Linked DNA regions of Mus musculus: region 2 is linked to region 1. The links are chromatin loops, found by intact Hi-C in ENCODE. Cell type or tissue: heart. All regions are shown on one strand.

Region 1 (8,000 bases):
AGCTCTTGAGAGGGCAGAGTTTGTGTCAATAGCTTATGCCCGTCCCTGGGATGCAGTGAGCACACTGTTCATGTCGTTGTTGGGATTTTAAGTGTGATTATTGCCATCATTGTTTTTAATTGTTTTGGTAAGGCAGCTAGTAGGTGGCTTGTGGGAGCCTCGGAGGCTGAACCTGAGAACAGCCCCTGGACGCTCTGGCTGGCCTCAAGTCAGATCAGGGTTTGGAAGCCGAGCGGAGCTGCACGCTGTTCGCCACCGAGCAAGGCAGGTGACAATCTGGGTTGTGTGACTCATCTTTTCACATATGGCTAATGTGTGCTTGGTGGCTCTAACGAAGAGCTCTGTTTTTGTCTATTGAGGACACCTGTGAGGCAGATGCTGTGGGATCTGAGCGCCTGAGAACTAAACACAATTGGCTCGCTCCCAGGCCTGCCTTTTTGGCAGAATTTAAAAGAGGGTTTGCGATGAGCTAGAAGCTTCCATGTCCTGTCCCCTGCAGGGATATCTCAGCCAGTGCTCTGTGCTGCTTCCTTTGTGTCAATCCTAGATGAGTCTTCATCCTGCAAACAGCCGTTTTCTGCAGCCACACCCACACCCACACACATGCATGCTCGTGCATGTGTACCCACAGGTGTATAACATAGACACGCATGAGGAGACACACGCCTGTACTTGCCTCATACTGGAAGGACACAAAGGGGCAGTGCTTTGAGCAGCTGGAATCAGAGAGGGTGAGGCTGTGACCACATGGCCACATGACCCTTTGACCTCTTCATTCTTGTTTCTCTCATTCTCCCATCCATCCATCCATCCATCCATCCATCCATCCATCCATCCACTCATTTGCCTGCTGGTTACTGAAAAGACACCTTGCGGGGCTGGAGATATAGCTCAGCTGGTAAGTGCTTGCTTAGCATAAAACCTAAGTTCAAACCCAAGTTTGAACCTATGGTAGTGCATACCTGTAATCCCAGCAGCCCCTGGGTTTTATCTACAGTGGCGCATGCCTGTAATCCCAGCAGCATGGGGGTGAAGAAAGGAGGATCATCAGTTCAAGATCATCTGTGGCTATAGAGAGTTCAGAACCAGCTTGGGATACAAGAGGCTATGTCATATACATACAAACATACATATACAAGTGCACACATACACATACACACACATACACAAATACATACATACATACATACATACATACATACATACATACACACAAATGCATACATACATACGTAGGATAGAGGATAGTTTTCATTGGACCTTGGCACACACTAGGGGATGAATGTCCCAGCTGTGTGTCCTGGGAAGATGGGGTAGAGGGCCTCATGTGTAGAGCCACCTGCTTCTTATGTGAAGACAGAGTCTATCAGGGTGAGTGATGGAATAGAGGGAGTGTGGGCTAGCAGGCCTGTGGGCAGCCTGGCCCCCTCAAGGAAAGGATACATGCACACCCTGGGCTGGGAAGGTCTGTTCAGCAAACTGTTGGTGTGAGGTTGGATTTGCCAAGTTCATAGCACCGTGTGCAAAATGCGCAGGGGGACAGGGGAGGGGGTAGAGACCCTGTGTAGACTCAGGTCTGTCCATATAGAACTCTGTGGTATGTGGGGGCATCTCATAAGTTTTTAGGATTAAACTGAATGGGATTGTGACAGGTATCTAGGAACTGTCTTTGCTAAAAAGCATCAATTCTTCACTTGGTCCAACAAGGAGAGACCACGCCCAGGATGAGAACAGTTATCTGTCACGGAGGAGTTGTACTTTAGAGCTGATTTTTTTTTTTTTTTTTGTAGCAACCCAGTTTGGTCCCCTGGGGTCATTAATATGTATGACACAATCTTCTTAAAAAAAAAAAACTAAGCCAACAAACTCATTTAAGGATTTTTGAAACAATGGTTTATTTTTGTTTCTCTCTCTCTCTCTCTCTCTCTCTCTCTCTCTCTCTCTCTCTCTCTCTCTCCTCATGTATATCTGGAGAGGTCATAAGACACTGGGTTTCACAGAGCTTCCACAGGAAGTTGTGACCCACGTGACATGTGTGCTGAAAGGGACCTTGGGTCCTCCGCAGGAGCAGTCTGAAAACTCAGCTGCTCAACTCTACCCCAGTAACAACTTAAGGACCACTTTGCAGGGCCCGTTGTATTAATGATGGGCAGCATCCCGACCAGGATGGCTTAATGATGCCCACCTTTTTCCTCCTGCCCCATTCTTCCTTTTCTCAAAGCTAAAGCTCACAGCATCATCCCATGGTGAAGTTAGGGGTCACTGCACCCCTTTACCTGTTTATTTTCCTGGTGGGCAATAATTATGTCCCCCTTTTCTGCCTTTTACCATTCTTTGTCTTTTTAATAGTGTTTGGGGCAGGTGGCCAAAGTCAACTGTAACTCCAGTTACAGAGTGCGGTTTGGGTGTGAGAGAAGGGGGCCTGGCAATGACCTGTAGGCTTCCAGAGTCCACGGCTGAGTAGAACTAGTTGCCATTGACCCAGACAGGACAGCCCAAGGTCTGGGGAAGGTTGGAAGTTCAGCGAGGCCATCTGGAGGCAAAGAGGTGAGTGAAGTCTGTTGGGAGCAGCTGATGTTGGCAGGGTCCTACTGCTGTGGCCGCAGTGTCCCTGACTCTAGGAGCCTGGTGAGAAAGGCCTGGGAAGCCACTGCCTACTGTCTGGGCCTGATGCTCTGACCAGAAACGGTCACATAGCTGAGCTGGCAGGTTGATCTGTGTGGCTTGGCCCCGAGACCCGTTTGATGTGGTCCACAGGCTGTGATTGAAACAACCCAGTCAACATTGAACACAGGGAGATTTCTCATTAAAAACTGTCTTTTCCAAGTTGAAAAAAACAAAAAACAAAAAAACAAACAAAAAACAAAACAAAACAAAAACAAACCCAAACCTCTGGGCTCATGAGCTCCATGGCAACACCTGCATGGGCCTGAGTTGCTAATGCCCTCAACTGTACCCTCAAGCTCTTCACTGCCCTCTGTGGGCCAGGTTCTGTACTGCCCTCTGCAAGTGAGCCCAGTACTGTCCCCTCTCCTGCCAAGCCCTCTACTGCCTTCTGCAGGTGAGTCCTGGCCCTGGCCCTGGCCCTTGCAGGCTGAGACATGAAATGTTCACTTCAGGCAAGCCATGTACTGCCCCCTTTAGGCCAACCCCTGCATTGCCCCACTGCAAGTGAGCCCTGCTCTGCTCTCTGCAGGCCAGTGCAGTTAATAAAAGCTACCCTTTATTCAGACTGCCTGGCTACCCACCAGTGTGCTCCTTGTTCTCCTTTTCTGAACTGTGATGATTTCTGCCTGCCTCTCTCCTTCCCTCCCCCTCCCCTTCCCCTTCCCCTCCCTCCCTCCCTCCCTCCCTCCCTCCCTCCCTCCCTCCCTCCCTTCCTGTGTGTGTGCACATGTGACTGAGTGCAGGACCCCACCGGGGCTGGAAGTGTTGGCCGCCCCTGGAGCTGGAGTTACAGGTAGATGTGAGTCCCCTGATGTGGTGCTGGGAATTGAACTCTGGACCTCTGGAAGAGCAGTGCATACTCTTATCCCCTAAGCCATCTCTCCAGTCCTAGTTTCTATTTGTCGTATTTTATATATCATGACCTTGACAGTTTTGGAGAGTAACACACAGGCGTTTTGTAGAGAGACCCTCAGTTTGTTTTTTTTCTGATGTTTGTCTTGTGATCAGACAGGGCATGTGCCTCAGGGAAGATCAGGCACACTCGTTATATCTTTCCTGTGAGTGTACGAACAGTGGCATAGATACGCACCAAGGACTATCAGGAACGTGGGGCAGGGTGGTGTCTGCCTTAGGTCTTAGGGACCCTTACTAGATTGTTATGGAGTGGTTTCTGGTTTTTTCTGGGCTTGGTGGCAGCAGCAGCCTATGTTCTTGTATTCTAAAAAAAAAAAAAAAAGACCTGTTCAGACAGGACACAGTAGCAAGCCAAGACGTCAAGGTTTGATTAGAGCAAGGGCGGAAGTAAGAACATGCCGTGTGGGTGGCAAGGACCCTTGATCTTAACAGCCATGGACTACCTCTCTCCTCTCTCTGGTATCTCCTCACTGGTTGTTCTCCAGGGCGGGCACTCCTGAGAAAGGGACACATTCTTTTTACCCAGAATCCAGTTTATTTTAAGGAGACACAGAAGATGCAAGAACATGCATGAAAAGGGGTGGGGGGTGGGGCTAGAGAGATGGCTCCCTGGTTAAGAGCACTGACTGTTCTTCCAGAGGAACAGGGTTGGATTGATTCTCAGCAGCCACACTGGAACTTACGACCATCTGTAACTCCAGTTCCAGAGAATCTGATGCTCTCTTTGGGCCTCTGTGGGCACTGCATGCATGTGGTGCACAGACGCCCAAACACATAAATTAAAAATAAATAATTCTTTTTTTTTAAAAAGAAAGCACATAGGGGTTCAAGTTCACCAAGGAGAGGAAAAACAGCCCCTGCGTCGATTCCCCAGGCCAGAAATTCCTGGGGCAGCGGGCCCAGCGGGTGACCCTTCTGTCTCTGTTCTTAACTTCCTGTGCCATTGATTCCTGCGACCTCTCATCCTGTTTGGGGACCCTGGGCTGTCCCAGCTGGCGAGATCACCACTGTCTACTATTCCCTTGGTCCTGTTTTGAGAGCCTATCAGTCAGTTCCTTCCAGAGCTCACTTCCTGCTTAGCAGTTGTTGCTCTACTTCTCTGAATCCTGTGCCAAGCAGCCAGATGTGTGGAAAACAAACTCAGAGTTAAGGCAGGGCAGCTCACTGACACCTGCTTAGTGTGTGGTTCTGTCCCTAGCAACCCACACACACATAACACATGCACACATGCACACACACACACACACACATGCACACACACACACACCAAAAAAATTCGAACATAGCTCAGCTGAGAAAGCCCACTGTAAGCTCATGGCCAGGCTGAAGCCAACACTCCTCAGGCCCTGCAGCCTCACCCTGTTTCCTCATCTGCACCCTCTCCACACTTTTGTCCCCTCAGCCCCTCCTCTCTTGTTCCTTGCCTTCACTCCTTCCTTGGAGTCTGAGGAGAGAAAGCATCTGCTCACTGCCTGTCCAGGGCAGCTGTTCTGTCCCTGGGTCCTGTACTCCCTCCTCCTTCAAGTGCACACAGCCCTTCCCCATCTCCCCTCCACATCCTCCCTGTGAGACCCTCGTGAGGACAGCTCCACACACTGCAAGTCATCTGAGAGATGTAAACCACGAAGACCACAGACTCCCATATGAGTACTGCCGAGATGCACGCTGTTGAAGGCTGCAGACCAAGGTGTATGAATGACAGAGATAGTGTCACCTGGCTCATGCCTGGGGACACGGGGCTGGCAGTGCTGAATGAAGGGCTCTGTTTCTACAGCTCAGTGTGGCTGTGTGGAGGTTTATTTGATTTGTTTTTCAGTACTGAGGATGGGGGCTTGGACCTCATGTACACCAGGCAGATAGGTTCTTTTCCACTGACCCACATGCTCAGCCTAGTGATTTTAACTATAATTATAGTGTTTGCTTCAGACATGAGGTAAGGAGAAGAGCCTCACTATAGAGTCCAGTCCTGGCTGGCCTAGAACTTACATCTGGCATATATATATATATGTGTGTGTGTGTGTGTGTGTGTGTGTGTGTGTGTGTACTGGCTAGTTTTGTGTCAACTTGACACAGCTGGAGTTATCACAGAGAAAGGAGCTTCAGTTGAGGAAATGCCTCCATGAGATCCAACTGTAAGGCATTTTCTCAATTAGTGATCAAGGGGGAAAGGCCCCTTGTGGGTGGTGCCATCTCTGGGCTGGTAGTCTTGGGTTCTATAAGAGAGCAGGGTGAGTAAGCCAGGAGAGGCAGGCTAGTAAAGAACATCCCTCCATGGCCTCTTCATCAGCTCCTGCTTCCTGCCCTGCTTGAGTTCCAGTCCTGACTTCCTTGGTGATGAACAGCAGTATGGAAGTGTAAGCCGAATAAACCCTTTCCTCCCCAACTTGCTTCTTGGTCATGATGTTTGTGCAGGAATAGAAACCCTGACTAAGACAATATATATATATATATATATATATATGTATGTACACACATACACACACATACATGTACGTGTATGGATGTGTGTGAGTGTACATGTGTGCGTGCATGTGTGTGTGTGTGATTGTGTGTGTACACGGGTGTGTGCACATGTGTGTGTGATTGTGTGTGTACACGGGTGTGTGCACATGGGTGCGTGCACATGGGTGTGCCCACATGTGCGCACGTGCATGTGCTTTTGCGTATGTGGCTGTCAGAGGACAGCTTTATGGCACTGTTTTTTTCTTTCTACCTTCCCAGTTGTCATCCTCGCACAGCGAGCACCTTAACTCAGCCATCTTGCAGGCCCATGGTTGTCTATCCATCTGCTGATTGGTGTTTTGGTTGCTTCTGCTCTTGGTAATTGCAAACAAAGTTTCTGTGACTGCTTATGCGTTAATTGTCACAGTGTCCCCTGTTCTCTTTCCTCCTCTGAGTACTCAGGAGAGAATGGCAGCCCCATGGGGGGTGGACGCTAAATCTCCCCATTCCAGCCGCCCCACGGTCTTGTGGACTTAGCTCTCTTAGTGGTGTTATTTGGCACAGGGCTTTGCAAGTTGCCCACACAAGCTTGGAGCTGGTGACTCTCTTGCCACAGTCTCTTGGGGCTGAGAGGACAGGCAAGCTTTGCAGCTTTCCCTTGGTCAGTCTCCTCCTTTCTGGAGAAGGCTTGTCCCAGTTGAGCATAAGAAACCCTGAAGCATGGCTGAAGATGCCAAGGACAGAGACTAGTTAGAATACATTTTTTTCTTTTAAAGCAAGCCAGGGGTGAGTGCACATACATTTAACCACAACACCCTGGAGGCAGAGGCAGTGGATCTCTGAGTTTAAGGCCAGCCTGATCTACAGAGTGAGTTCCAGGCTAGCTCAGGCTACATAGTGAGACTCTGTCTCAAAAAATAATAAATAAATAAATATTAAAAAGAAAAACAAAACCAGCAAGAGCAAACTTTCTGAAGTATGTCGTTCATACTATTTCTGAGTATTGCATGTGTGTATGCAATAAAATGTGGTCATATGTACTTCTGATTTCTGGTGTGTATGCAATAAAATGTGGTCATATGTACTTCTGATTTCTGGCGTTCAACTTCTCCAGGTCTCCCCCCAACACACCTCCCTCCCTTTAACCACACACACACACACACACACACACACACACACACACACACATTGAACTTTAACCAATTGTGCATCTTCCCATTGACCACTGCCCACTGCAAAGAGAAGTTGCTTCGGCCAAGGCTAGGAATAGCCCAGGTATTTTGGAAGCAGGAGCTGGGTGGGTATGGAGAGTGGGGGGCATGTGTGTCACATGCACATGTGGTCAGGGGACAGCTTTGTGAGGTCTGTTCTCTCCTTCCACCTTTACATAGGCATGTCCCTATTTCTGAACTCTGCAGGACAAATATTTTCAGAATTGGGGACTGAACCCTGGAGCACAGGCACATGAAATAAGTACTCTATCACTGAGCCATAGTCTAATCCTGTTTTTCTTTTTGCAGAATTTCCGAGCTAATTCAGTCCTTTGTGTTTTCATGTAAACATTAGCACTCGCTTGTCAGGGCTTTGTTGGTGTATTTGAGACAGGATCTCATGCGGCTTACTCTGGAAATTGTTGTGTAGCCAGCGATAACTTTGCACACCCCCCCCATCTTCACACCCCTCTTCTACATCCTGAAATTATCAGTGTGTCTCCACTCCTGGCTGTGTTTGGCCATTTATACAAAGGAGAATGTTGACGTGGTGGTTACACTAAATCCATCAACTGAACTGTAGAGAATTGGCATTTTAATAATATCGAGTTTCCTATCCCTGAATTCAGGCCAGCGCACATCATCTGGCCTTTGTTTCTTCCTGGGCTCATGCACTGGCCCCTCCCCACAGCTCTGTCAGTCACCGCGCCCTCCTTGACTGATCTCAGTCAAGTAGTACTTTTCTCTCATATAGTTGTTAAGTGG
Region 2 (8,000 bases), 55 kb before region 1:
CCGAGTTATCCTAGGGTATGGGACTCCTGGGTGACTGTTGGATAAAATATACAGCGTGCTCCCCCCTCCCCGCCTCTGCCCCCCCCCCCCCGCACTTTCCTGGTTCTCAGGTGTGGCCAGCCCTCCCAGCTCTGTGCCCCAGGAGTTTCATCTGACCTGATGTTCCATGTGCCTCCCTAAACCTCCCAGCCAGCTTAGGTGCACCTCAGCCTGCTGCGCGTTCTACCTGGCTCCAGCCGGCACAAACCCTGTTCTATGTAACCCTTCCCACTGATGGTTGGTGATGGTTGGGTGCCACGGGCAAAACCTTCCCATGTGATCCTTCAACAATGCTCAGTGATGGAGCTCTGCCCGAACCTGGGGGCCCTTGGCTGCCGTGGCTACCCCTGCTGCACGTGGGTTTCTGGGAGTGGTGCTGATGCCCATGCTGGGCTTCTCTTGCTCAGGATAGAGGGAATCTGGTCCAAGTACGGCTGTCCGTGCACGGCTGTGCTCCCACGTGGCGAGCACAGGCTTCGGGAAAGGCCCAGAGCTGGAGGGGAGGCAGGATGTGTCTCTGGAATCTGGCTACTTTTGGGCAGGGGTGGGGAGAGACAGTCTCTAGGTTCTTGGCTGGGAGAAAGAAGAGACACCAGAGCTGGGGTCCAGCCCTGCCCCGGGGGTCTGTGTACCTAGTGGCATAGCCTGAGCTAAGCTATGGACCATAAGAAAAGGTGGGTGAAACGTGGAGTCCCCTAAGGGCTCGGTGTTGTTCTGAAGCCGGCTGGAGCTGCTCTGGGGTCTGCCCTGCTATAAGGGCAGGGTGAGAGACTGGGTGGGGTGTCTGCGACACTCCCTTTTCTCCCAGGGCCTCTCCTCTGTCTGGGTTTTCATGCCAGCTCCTTCTTGGAGCCCAGTACACTCCAGACGGAAAGCCCTGCACACTGTCAAGTGGAAATCAGTAAGGAGGTGGAGTGTCTGTGAAGAGGGGTGGGGAGGACGGGACAGGGGAGCAGGGCAGAGCTGGCCCTGGGAGGGTGTTCAGAACTGCCTGGATGGAGAGACTGAGGAAATCTGACCCTCAGGGCAGCTTCTTCCTGCCTTTTGCCTCTGTTTCCCCACCTGTATCATGGGAGCTTTGAAGGTTTGGGGTTACCGGGGTGGGGGGAGCTCTCAAGAGTCAACTCGGGCTTGGAGAAAAAAAGATCAATCAAGAGACAAGTAGGGGGAGTGAAAAGGGGGCCATTCACTGAGAGGAAAGAGGGGTCAGTGGAGGAGAACATCCACACCAGAGTCCCTGGGCTGCTGCTGTCTGAGGCAGCTCTGGCCTTCCACAGCCTGTTACCTCTCTCCATGCCTGCATCTTCACCTCTCATCTCTGCATCCTCTGTTGGTGTCTTGCACATCTCCATCTCTCTTCTTCTGACCCCACCCCCAGCGTCACCCCCTCCAGCTCTCTCCAATTCCCACTTCACCAGTATTGATTGGCCTCCAGACGGCTACCCTTCCTTTCCTGTCACCACTACCAGCTCCCCCCCCTCCCTCTGGGGCCATACATTTTCTGCCTGCTTGAGGCTGTGTCCGTCTGTACTCCAGAGCCAGGGCCCCAAGGATGGGAGAGAGTGGGCGGGCGGACAGGACCTTGTAGAACGGCACCCCATTGTCTCTCACCCCCATGGGACTGTGCACCCCTGGAAGCCTCTTTCTCGACAGCACTAAGGACTGTTCTCCACTTTTGAAGCCATGTGTGTGGACCCGCCCCATCACCTCAGCAATCCTGAGGGAGCTTGCTTTTTTTCTTCCTTCCTTCCTTCCTTTGTCTCAGAAACAGAGTCTCGCTATGTATCCCAGGCTAGACTCTAGCTTGAGATAGTTTTTCTGTACTGGTCTATCAAGTGCTGGAATTCTAGACATTAGCCCCACACCTGGCTTGTCCAGGATCTCGACTGCACCCGTGAGCTCACCGTGACAGTTCTGCACCAGATGGAATCTGGAACCAATACTCCGGCCTCTCCCGCCCCTTCTTCTCTCAGCAGGGCCTTCCTTCCCTCTCCACTCACCTGCCCAACTTGTGCTCAGTTCAGGGTCTCTTTACATTGTTCTTCTTTTCTCCTCTGCCTCCTGCATTGCTTGCTCTCCCCTGTCCAAGCAGGTTGATGTGAGTGTGAAGGTTGCATCCAAAGGTGAGGGAAGGGATTTTATCTGCACGTGTCTCTGGGGGCCATGGCAAGTACTTCTAATCCACCCCCAAGTGTGGAGAGCAGATCCCAGTGAAAGGGGCCATCCTAAGACAGAAAGGTTTCTTCAGCTGGATGTAATCAGACCTGGAAGCCTTTGTCCTTCTGAACAACTGTCCTGGAGAACCCTGGGGAGCTAGGGGCTGAGGCTAGGAGACAGGAGAACTGGGGAGGGGAGGAGGGAGGGCTGCAGAAAAGGAAGGGGGCCTTGAATAGGACCAGGCAAGCACCTTGGTAGTCAGGGGTGTGAGTGTGTGTGTGTGTGTGTGTGTGTGTGTGTGTGTGTGTGTGTGTGTGAGAGAGAGAGAGAGAGAGAGAGAGAGTGTGTCTCCAGTGCCTTTGGGGCTGTGGATGGGTTGTTTCTGTAGCTATGGATGACTGAGTTTTAAGGGGGTGGGGAGTTTATGTTGGCCATTCATTGCCTATAATCAACATGTATGTGTGTCTGTTTCTCTGCAAACATTTGGTATGCCAATATCTGATCACACACATGTATATATGTGTCCGATCTGTGTGCCTCCTGGCACACTGGTACCTATAGGGATGCGTGGGTGTTTTCTTACCCGAACCGGTCCACAAACCAGCGTGCACATGTGTTTCAAGGGGGAACAGCTAAAGAGGGCTGTGGCCACATCTCTGCGAGCTGGACCAGCAAGCACTTTTGGGTTTCGTCCAGATGGGGGAGGGGTGGTGATGGTGGTGGTGGTGGTGGAGGAGGAGGAGGAGGAGGAGGAGGAGGAGGAGGAGGAGGAGGAGGAAGAGAGCGGCCTCTCTTGCTAGCCTCAGTCCTGTTCAATTATTCAGCAGGGCCCCTTCTCCCGGAGGGGGGTGGCGGTGGTGGTGGTGATGGTGATGGTGGAAAGCGCGCTCCCGAGCGCGGGGGAGGGGCGGGGCGCGCGCATAGGAGAGGCGAGCGGCGAGCGGGCTAGCCAGGTGCCACGCCGTGGAGCTGCCCAGCGCCGCCCGCAGATCGGGAGCCGCTCGGGTCCCTCCGCCCTGCCCCCCCTCCTCCTGCGCTTCCCCTCCCCTCCCTTCCTTTCCACCGTCCCTCCCTCCCTCCCTGTGTCCCTCCCTCCCTCTCCCTTCTAGCCCTCTCAGCCTCTGCAGCAACACTCCGCTGCCTCCATCTCTCCGCCGGAATCTCGCAGGCTCGCGCCTTTCCTCTGCTTGGCCCCGCTCCCCTCTTCTCCTCTCCCCTCCTCTCCTCTCCCCTCACTCCCCCATCACCCGGATTTGCTTCCCTCCCCCTCCTCCCGCCCCCCTCCCCCGGCCGCTCCCTCCTTCCTTCTCTGGCCTCTGTCGGGCAGCAGCGGCGCCGGGTCGGTTCCGCGGGGCTCTCGCTTTCGGGGGAGCCGGGCCTCTGTCGCTTCTGCGCACCCCATCTCCCGCCCCGCTGGGTTTTTCCGCAGGATTTCCCTACCGTCCCCTCCCCAGCACCATGCCCCCACCCGCTGGCCGCTGACGGCCCTCTGCGCCGGCCCGGCCCCGGCCTGAGGGGGGACCCCTAGCCGCCCGCGATGGATCCAGGCTTCACGGACCTTGGCCTTCCCGCTGCGCGTACCCCGGATTCCCCGGCGGGATCCAGTTGATTTGCTTGGCTCCGGACTGAGGCTCGGGCTCTGGTTTTCCTTCGCTTCACCCCTACCCCCCTCTCGGAGCTCGCAACCGGAGGGGGGCTTCGCGGGGCCGCGCAGCCCCGCGTCCCCGCCCCCGGCCATGGGGCTGTAAGGTGGCCGCCCCCGGGCCGAGATGCCCCCCGGGGGGAGCGGGCAGGGGGGGTGCCCGCGCCGCCCCCCCGCCCTGGCCGGGCCCCTGCCGCCACCGCCGCCGCCGCCGCCGCTGCCGCTTCTGCTGGGGCTGCTGCTGCTGCTGGGGGCGGCTGAGGGGGCCCGGGTCTCGTCCAGCCTCAGCACCACCCACCACGTCCACCACTTCCACAGCAAGCACGGCACCGTGCCCATCGCCATCAACCGCATGCCCTTCCTCACCCGCAGCGGGCACGGTAAGTGGCGCCCCGACGCCGGCGGACTGGCTTGTGGGGCTTGGGTGCTCCGCCCAGGCCCCGGGAGCCCCGAGGGCCGCACCCCGACTGTGCACTCTCGGAGCTGGGCTTTGCGGCGGCGGAGCCCCTTCACCTCCCATCTCCAGCTCCCATCATGCCAGCCCCACCCTCACCTCCATCTCTCCATTCCTCCTGCTCACCCTCATCCCTGTCTCCATAAGTGCTTCCTAGTCTCACCTGCACCTGCTCTTCCCCAAGTGCTTTGTTAGCCTCTGTCTCTCCCAGAGCCCTATCGCCTGTCCTTTCACCCTGTCTGTCCCTCCTTGAATCCCTCTTCCCTATCACCTCCATCCATCCCCTTCCGCGGCTGGTGTGCTACCTTCCACCTCTGCCTACCTGGCAACCTTCCCTTTTCTTTTCCATTCCTGGCCTTCCACCATCCCTCAAACAATTCACTCAGTCTGCGGGCCCCATCATCTGCACCCCGATTGTACGATTGTACTCTCATCTTTGGTACCTACTCACCTTCCATCCCCATCTCTGCTCTGCTTCCAGTTGTGACCCTCCCCATGTCACCCCCTGAGCCCAGTCTCTCTGCTTCCAGGCTCCTCGTCACCTCTCCTGTGTCAGCCCCAATCACTCCATTCACTGCCAGCCCAGTCCTTCATACCCTCTGTCTCCAAGCCCCTGCCCTTCCTTCTTGAACAGGCCCTGCCACTTTATACTTCAGACTCACTTCCCCTCTAGACCTCAGGCCTTCATTCCTCCATATCTGAGACTCCCCCACCCCCAGGATTCTCAGGAAGCCATCTCTTCCCAGCTCTGTACCTGTCACCTCCTGTCTATGTCCCTCAGACTCTAGGAGCCTGTCACTTTCCATTACTGTACCCCACAACATCTATGCCGGGTGCCCCGTTTCCTGACACACCTGCCCATCTTGGCGACTGTTGCTTTTGTCTCAGGCCCTCCTTCACGTGCCATCTCAGGGCTTCAGCCACCTCCCATCCGGAGACCCCATCAGCTCTGGGTTTAATTTATTTATCACTTCCCGCTCCGTCCTGCACCCCAGCTTCATCTCCCTCACCGTGTCCTTCAGTTAAGCCCCTACCACCCCCATTCGTGCTCCTCTTCTGCCGGCCCCCATCTCCAGCCCTCATCACCTCCCGGCCCAGGCTCCCTGCCCACCGCTGGGCTCTCCTCTCCATCTCTGAGCCCTCCATCCCTTGCTGTCTGAGCACTGTGCTCCTCAGCTCTCTCCATTCTCCCCTCTCAGGGCTTTCATCTCCTCCCTGCCATCTCAGTGCCTTGCCATCCTCATTTCAGACCGTCCCTCACCTTCCCTGCTCAGCCCCATTGCTGTTCCTCCATCACTGTCTACAACCATGCTATTGTGTCCCGTCCATTCCCCTCAGTGCCTCCCATTTCCACACTCTTGGTTTTCCCATGACTGTTCTGTGTCTGCAAGAAGCCCCCTGATCTCCACACCCCATGTCATATCCGGTCTTTCTGTCCCTGTCCCTCCCTGCCCCCCATATGCCACTACTTTGTTTCCTCCATTCCCCAGGAGCAGTCTCTTCAGGTCCCTCTGTTCCCTCTCTGCCATCTCAGCTACCATCCCTACCACAGGCAGCACTCTCCACTTCTCCTTTCCCACATCCTCACCCCAGCTCTGCCTCTTCAGGGTCTCTCATGCCCTTCCCTTACCCCTGCCTCCTTGCTGTTCTCTTCTGGCTCTCCTCAGATACTCAGACAGAACATTCTAGGCAATGGTGCTAGGTATTAGGAAAGGGGTCCAGGTGCACTGGAGGGGAGCCCTGTGGGGAAAGAGGGGCAGACATGAAAGAGACGGCAAGGTGCTGGCTCAGAGATGATGGGCAGGTGGAGAGGAGAGCCCAGGAGCTGGCAGGGGCAGGAGTCAGGCAGAGGGAACAGGAATCCAGGCTTTCCTGGACTGTGCAGGGTGCTTTATTTCTCTACAGTGTTAGATCTCCCAGAAAGGTCTTGTCACCGCCCCTGATGCTCCGAGACACGGTCAAGAGAATGGGGCCAACAACTATAACATGTTGGCATGAGCATTGCCTGTGTGTGTGGGGTGTCTTCCCAGGGTAGAAGGAGGTAAGGATGAGGGGGAGGGCAGCTCGGGACACTGATGAAGTGGTGGAGAGGCTGAAAAGGATTCAGGGGGAAGGAGGGGACTAAGGAAATCTACAAGAGGAGAAAGCAGTTTCTCATGACTGAACCCCTCTCTGCTCACCTCAGCTATGGGGAGATGAGAGAACTGGCCTCCCCTGGGACGCCTCCCTGGGCTGGAGGCCAGCCAGCTTTCCTCCTGCTCCAAGGCTCCCTAGTGTGAGGGCAGTGCACTTTCTCTTTCTCTCTCTCTCTCTCTCTCTCTCTCTCTCTCTCTCTCTCTCTCTCTCTCTGCATGGACACCTGCTTCTCTGCTTCTCTACTGAGTCTCCTTGCCTTCTTCCCTGCTCACAGCTTTCCCACTCTCCCTCCCATCCCCCAAGCCCTCCCATTACATAATGTCCCTTCCCACCTGACATTTCTGTACCTGATGTCACTGTAGGGTATGGGGTGACCAACACACCTGGGACCTAAAATGGACAGAGGAGATGACACCTTTCTGGTCTTTCTGGTCATGGACCCCTTCATCCCAGTACTGGTCTCTGAATCTTTGATGAGCTCTTTTCTAGTCCTCCCGAGAGCCCACGAAGGCAGACCAACTCCCACTCAGTTCAGCAGCTTCCAGCAGAAGAGGGCTATCATGTAGTTTGGTTCTGTGGATGAGTATATAACTTAGATTCCTGACTGAATGGTGTATGGCCAGGATGAAGCTAAGAGCTGAGGTATGTAGATGAAGAGAGAGTTTAGCTGTCAGGGCCTGTGCAGAAGCCCCACCCCCTGGCTGTGGTGTTCTCCTGGGAAGATTTGTTGATAACAGAAAGCACCTAAGACCCGGGCTTTTCTGGATAATGCAGAGGCCTTATCCCTTGACCGCTCTAGATCTCCCAGAAAGCTTCTGTGCTGGCTTCTGATGTTCCTGGGGCACTGGCACACAGAGCCGCATGTGTGCTTTGAGCCCCCGGGGCATGACTGCACGGGCAGTTTTTAAATGGAGTAAATGCTGTGAGTCTGGGTTCCTGAAACATTGTTGATGGTTAGTTGTTTTCTTTCTAGAATGTAGGGATGTGTGTGTGTGTGCATGCATGTGTTGACTATATGATCATATCTAGTGTTTTATGGCTCTGTGAATTTCTGGGTCTAGGAAGCATTGAGGTGACTGTTGAATGTGTGCAGAAGGTGACATCTTATGTCTGATTAGAAACTCTTGCCATGGGCTTCCAGCGGTGTGGGTCTGGCCAGCATGCTATGCATAGTCAGCTCCCAATTTACCAGTGTGGAAAAGAACAATTGGTCTATACCAGTCTTGGGCAACACTGGAGCCTGCTTTAGTCCCCTTTGCTTCTCAAAACCTTTCTGGATGCTGTCAAGTTACAGATGTGGAGTGTTATCCTGGGCACCAAGGCTGGCATGCCTTCTTCTGGGAGGGCTAGAGAGTTTGCTTGCCTGGCAGAGCTGTGGGAAGCGCCTCCGGAGCGTGGCCGGAGGGGCGGGGCTTGGCAGAAGCTCCGCCTCCAGCACCCGACCTCCTCGTAAACCAAGCCCTCTGTCCCCGCCCGTGCGGGAGCAGTGGTGCTGGGGAGAGAAATGTCTCCCTGGGGTAATTACTGCAGCCCCAGCCCAATAAACCATTCATCCTTTCCCTCTTCTGCCCA

The links. Peaks named below come from ENCODE experiments on the same cell type or tissue, not always from the same donor. Only the 100,000 strongest peaks of a DNase experiment are listed, where the experiment ranks them.
Region 2: a loop joins it to region 1, with 5 times the contacts of the local background. A loop is called at or near these places in 7 of 42 quality-filtered maps.

The regions. Positions count from the first base shown.
Region 1 is chr19:6,549,406-6,557,405 of GRCm38, forward strand. No RefSeq gene overlaps it. Among named protein-coding and RNA genes, the nearest start is that of Slc22a12, 10 kb to the left of the region's middle. In heart, a CTCF peak has its summit at 3,053 (motif pointing left); DNase peaks (open chromatin) are centred at 3,026 and 4,666.
Region 2 is chr19:6,494,314-6,502,313 of GRCm38, forward strand. The region is part of intron 17 of Nrxn2 (neurexin II); the gene reads left to right. It overlaps Gm52381 (a long non-coding RNA gene), which reads right to left and starts at 2,942. Exons shown (of 2, transcript XR_003952843.1): 1 at 2,040-2,942. In heart, no CTCF peak of the experiment used is centred here; DNase peaks (open chromatin) are centred at 3,038, 3,368, 3,408 and 7,880; H3K4me3 peaks cover 2,049 bases; H3K27ac peaks cover 641 bases; H3K27me3 peaks cover 8,000 bases.